Regions from separate parts of the Homo sapiens genome. Here region 1 is linked to region 2. A link is a loop called in an ENCODE intact Hi-C map of the cell type or tissue named here. Cell type or tissue: IMR-90. All regions are shown on one strand. Links, peaks and the distances in the headings refer to the core of each region. The heading gives the core; the rest is flanking DNA.

Region 1 (2,924 bases), core at 323-2,822, 56 kb after region 2:
CAGAGAAACTATGCAGAATGTTTCTTTGCCCTTGTATTAACGAATGTGCCCCTGAAGAGTCTTGAAAATGCAGGAGGCAGAAGCCCCGGCCTCCTAGTAGAGGGAAAGCACGTACACGCGTCTTTGGTCTCTAAGCTCCATCTGCAATAAGGAAAGATTTCCTGATAGTGAAGTTTTCTCTGGATTTTTTTTTCCTTCTCCGTGACTTGCTGTGGTAAAGGACAGTTGTGCTCAGTGGCTTCCAGAAAAGCTGGACGTCCCACCATGATGGCACATCTGGGCACACCACACCTCTCCTCTCTACTACTGGGAACACTGGAGAGGACTGACTGCCTGTGGCATATGCTTTGTGCTTGGAGTGTTGCTTATGAAAGATGAGGCCCCTTTAAAACCTCATGCTCACACTTAGAGAATTCTGGTCGTGTGCTACAGATGTTTTACAGTTTATTTCCAAACAGCTGCTTTTCCCTTCTTTAGTCTGTTTTTTTTTTTTTTTTTTTTTAAATAAAATCCCTCTGGAAACCTTTCAGCTCACATCCTTGGCAATGCTTCCTTAGTACAAGTCCTTGCATTCTATGCCATGACATTCTCCCAACCAGCACCTGTTACTACAGGCAGGCCATCGACTTAGCTGTTCTGTGAGTTAGAAGTACTATTGTGTATGTGGATCAGAACTGTAGATTCAATCAGCCTAGAACAGACAGCCCCCAGTGACAAGCCCTCCCTAGCACTTCATGAGAATACACAGAAAGAAGAAGGAAAAACTTGACTTATAATGTATGTCTCCCTCGGAACATCAGGTAGAAAAGCCCCATGCAGGTGACTCAATCCAGGGTCAAAGCAGGGAGGGTTTCCCTGAGGGCACAGCAATTTGACAAGTTTGTCCCATTTCAAACTTCCCCAGCAGCCAGCTGTCAATAATATCTTTGACCTTCAGAGGTAGGAAGAGCAGGAATAATTAAGATCCACAGATGATCCCCGAATCCTGGTAATGATTTTCACATCCTTCTTTCTCATGATCCTTTTCCCCAGAGCTGCCATTTCTCTAAACTAAAGTGACGAGTGTAAGTTCAGCCTCCTTTAGTTTCTTTTCCAATAATCTTCTGATAAAGATATTAGGAAGAAGTAAAAGTCCAATTGAAGAGGGCAGTATCAGGGAGGGAACAGAAGTAAAGAGTTTGGGAGATCATTCCTTGAATAACTAAGTGTTGATCGGCTCTTGGGAAAATGTGTTGATTTGTCTTCTGGCCAGTTGTACATATGCAGATACACCATCTGTACTGAAAAATATGCGTGAACTTCTCTGGAAGCGCCTGAGTGAGTCAGTGTCTGAAAAGGAGCTACACCTCTAAAACAGTTATCAAGTATTTAGGGATGAGGTGCTGCAAAGCCAAGAGAGTGAAAACAATCCTTAAAGGCGTGTTTGGCCAGCTCTCAAAAATCTTAGACAGTTGCAACACAGTCCTTGGCTCAGACACTGGATTTTTCCCATTCATGTACTTTTTTGACAGATGAATTGTTGCAGGCTGCAAAAAAAGCTCGAAGAGGAATCTGTTAGACTCCTCACTCAGAGCAGGGATCTATTTGCTTGCAATCCTGTTAGCAAACCAAGGTGCCATTTGCTTTGTGTGGTGTGCTACTTGGCCACTTTTTCTTAGCCGTGGCTGCTCTGTCTGAAACGGTCATGGTCTCATTCAGCTCTAGCATATTTGCGTGTTAGGTTGGCATGAAGATTCTCAATTTAGTAAATGCTAGACACTAGTATAACTTCCCTGAATTCCTGCCTCTCAACTCCTATGGAATGTTTATGGCTTTCATTATAGTAATAACAAGATTTCTTGCACAAAAACTCACTTGACCTTGGCACTTTCTTTCTAGAGCCATCCTTCCTTTTTGCTGATAGGTGGGTTTGCATTTATTTTTGGCATGACTTTTTCACCTTCTGAATTGCTGACTATGGTAGATTGATTTTTTTTTTTAAAGAAACGCAAGTCATTTTGATGAAACGATCAACCCAGCCTGATATAACTTTAAGTATAGTTTCACACCACATGTAATAAATGTGACCCTTTAGAGATATTAGAAACTGATGATGAATGTTTAGTTACAAGAATAGTTCAGACCCTCAGGTATGGGTATTCTTTGCACAACTCTGGAATATATTTCTTGAATCACTGGAAGAAGATGGAGTCCTTGGAAACATGTTGTCAGGGGCTCAATTACCTTTAGACCTTTAAGTGTTCTTGGCCAAAGGCTTGGTAGTAATTATTTGAGGGCATTAGTGATAGACCACATGTTAAGGCTGTAGCTGAAACCAAGAGTCATCATATGCATCCTGTATGGAAAGAACTGGGGATCATACTTCAGTCTTTCCAGCCAAACTATGTGTATACCATCACTAACTTAAGAAACACAGTGTATGCTATTGTGTGCTGGTACACAATGGGGAAAATGACTGGCTGCCTTCAAATCCTGTCTTCTATGTCTAGGCTCAACAACGGGGGACCCCTCTGTATGTTTTTATGCCGAGAACTAAAGAATTTTAAAAATAAACTTGGATAGTTTTAAAGGGTGTAATATCCTATGAATTGTAACACTGTATATATGCTTTAAGTGTATTATCAAAGAGTCAAAGTTATGGACTTTTCTCCTTCATACTTGGAAAATGTTCATCATTGTAAAACAAATGGCAGCAAAACCAGTCCTTAGGATGAAGCAAATCAGAAGGAGTGACTTTGTTTTTAAAATTTAAGTAAATGTGTTAACATGTCATTTCAAATAATCATCTTGCTTCTGAACTAAAATTCCTAAGATACGTAGATAGAAAAGGCAGTGAGTTTGTCACCTGGTAGAAATAAGATCCCTCCCACCCCTTATTCCATCCTATCTCTGTTTTTTTTTTTTTTTTTAAAGTGTTCTGTGCT
Region 2 (2,924 bases), core at 191-2,690:
GCTTTCAAACATTGCTACACATTAGAATCACGTGGGTGTTACGTGGGAGGTAGGGGGGAACGCCTTAAAAAAACCCAGATGCCCAGGTGGCACTCCATATCAAATCAGAATGTGTGGAGGTGGAAACCAGGTAGCAGTATTTTTTTGTTCAAAAATAAAGAGGATCTCCCAACGTTGCCCAGGCTGGACTCAAAACTCCTGGCCTCAAGCAATCCCCCTGCCTCAGCCTCCTGAGTTGCTGGGAAGATAGAAGTGTGCCACCATGCCCAGCAGTGTCATTGTTTTGTCAAGATCTCAGGTGATGTCAGTGTTTGGAAACCACTGCCTTAGATGGTATTTGAAATTTCAAGAGCTGGGCCTAAGGCGAATTTGTAAAGTATAGTCATATTTACTGTATTTAGTGACCCTCCAAATTCCCCTTATTCCTTGCTTCTCTGACTTTTCGTGGGCTACAGGGACACACTGCCTCTGAGTCACACTGCTTAAAGCTGGCTGTCAGCTAATCCTTGCTAGGGTGATGGTTTAACATAGTATCTCCCTAGGGATATTGACATTTTTCGTAAAGGATTTTGAAAGATCTAAAAAAATCCCCTAAAAATTTTTAAGAGAACTCACCCAGTAGTGCAATTCCAGGCCCCAAGACAGGCTGACACAGAACTGAAAGAGAATTCTAGGATGGGAATTCTATCCCAAGCCCCTCATATTCCTATCACTGGGCTCCTTGTACAAGTTATAGCTACTGTAGGTCCACTTCTGGACTCTATACTGATAGTGTGAAGAGAAAACCTTTTGCGGGTAAGTAGAATCCAAGCAGCAAGCCATGCCACCTGCCAATGAAGCAATTCTATTTCATCTTAATCCATGTAGCAATAGGAAAGGGGTATTTCATCATCAGAGGCTAGAATGGGGTAAAATCTGATTGCCATGACTCTGAACATAGGAAGGACAGTTCATTTGAACAAAGTTATTGCGTACCAATGTTGGATTCTCTATATAGGGATACTAGAGAATTACAGATTTCCTAATTGCTGTCAATGCCATGTTAACTGCCACATTACCTGACTCATCTATTAAAGAATCTACAGAAAGATAAACATGACAGCGCTGCGTTTTAAAGTACGCTTATACCTACTAGGTTAAGTAAATTACACACTGGAAGTACAAGGGAAAGTATTACATAGTTGTAAACATCCGACTTCCCTGGGACTGGGGGAATAATTTACTCATGAAATACATTTGAAACACCCCGAGCCTTGTAAGCCAGCCGGACTATCAGGAAGTGTGAATCAACAGGATAAATTTCTCTCTCATAGCGCAAGTGCTGGTCATCCAACCAGCTCATTGTTGTTTATGTTGACTGTTTCAAACTCTTTCTGGGTGAATAGGCTGGGATGTGTCACCTTCTAAATGCTAACCGTCTGCTGCCTGGGCTGCTGGTGTGCAGAGTGCCTGGGTGAGCGAGCTCGTGAACTTGCATTCACTCAGGGCCACAGATGCCATTTTCTATTTGTTTTCTAATGCTAAAAATGTCTTGGCAGCCTAGTCAGCATCCCTGCCAATTTGGTGACCTTGGAGAGGTATCCTTCAGGTCTTAGCTTAAAATTCACCTAAGAGAGACCTTCTCTGCCACTCTATATAAACTGGTCATGCCTCCATCCCACCCACTTCTGTACCATGACAGCACTCTGCTTATTTCCTTCCTTGTACTTATCACAAGTTTTTCTTTTTTCTTGTTAAATTTGCTTACTCATTTGTTTGTCTCCCCTGTAGGATGTCAGCCTCCAAAGGCGGAAACCACGCTAACCCACCACAGTAGCCCAAGTGCCTAACATAATGCTGACCACATGGAAGATGCTTTGAAAAGGCTGAATTAGTGAACATATAGACATAGCCCATGCTTCAAATTCATATTTCACTGATTTGGAAGATTTGATTATTTAGAAAGGGTATACCTGATTTTTATTGAGTAAAATGTTTACAGTGAAGACATTTAGGACAGGGAGGTTCACAGTATTTGAGGTAAATCATCGTGCTTTATTAATACACCTTTTTTATTAGTCACCCATATGTATATTAATTTGTAATATGCATTACATTTGAGAGTAGTAAAAACATTTAATTAAATATCTGCATTTCAGATTTCACTTGTTTATTTGAATTCACGAGGTATTTATCTCCAAATGCTAGGATTAAATGGCAATTTAAAAAACTCAAATTGTGTTCAGAAAAGGGAATCAGTATATATTAGTACAAGCAGCAAGAAACTTGTGCTAAAAATACTGGCAATTTTCTGAACAAAATTACTCTTGGGAAACATAAATAAGAAGAAAAATGGAATACTCCCTACTTGTATTTGTAACTAGATATAATGCGCTATCTCTTTCTCCTAAACATAGCATCAGTAGTACTGTTTTTCATTTAAGCTACCTGTACTTAAGAAGATTTTTGTTAGCAGAAAATAAATCCATGCCTGCAAGCTACTCACAGCAAAAACAGTTTGGAGAATTTGGTTGCAAGAGTGTGATTCAAAGAAGCAGTAGATGTTCTTCTAAAGAGATTACAAAGAGTAAATTTGAAATTCAGTGGCATTTCAACAAAAAAAAGTTGTACAAAGTGTTCTTAAACTAAGATCAAAGGGCAAGCAGATACTATTGTTCAGACCTCAGATGGTGTTTCCTCTGGGTGTCCTTCTAAGAATGGGTATAAATCCTTTTTAAATGTGCTGAATCATGGTTAGTTCCTCTATTTGAGAGCTTACCTCTGATCAGCTTGGAGGAGGGCTTCCCTGGGATAAGAATCTGTTTAAATACAAAAACAATGCTCAGTGCTTGCTTTAGCATATAATTTGTTGCCTCTCTGTGTCTTCAGAGAGTAACTACTTTATATGTTGGATTTCAAATTGATATTTTACTTGACTATGAATA

What was found. Hi-C counts contacts between places; a loop is a spot of excess contacts. Peaks named below come from ENCODE experiments on the same cell type or tissue, not always from the same donor. Only the 100,000 strongest peaks of a DNase experiment are listed, where the experiment ranks them.
Region 1: a loop joins it to region 2, with 4 times the contacts of the local background. A loop is called at or near these places in 6 of 110 quality-filtered maps.

What each region holds. Positions count from the first base shown.
Region 1 is chr6:7,785,980-7,788,903 of GRCh38, forward strand. The region is part of intron 1 of BMP6 (bone morphogenetic protein 6); the gene reads left to right. Among named protein-coding and RNA genes, the nearest start is that of BMP6, 61 kb to the left of the region's middle. In IMR-90, for the core only: no CTCF peak of the experiment used is centred there; a DNase peak (open chromatin) is centred at 1,392; H3K27ac peaks cover 810 bases.
Region 2 is chr6:7,729,734-7,732,657 of GRCh38, forward strand. The region is part of intron 1 of BMP6 (bone morphogenetic protein 6); the gene reads left to right. Among named protein-coding and RNA genes, the nearest start is that of BMP6, 5.1 kb to the left of the region's middle. In IMR-90, for the core only: no CTCF peak of the experiment used is centred there; a DNase peak (open chromatin) is centred at 1,318.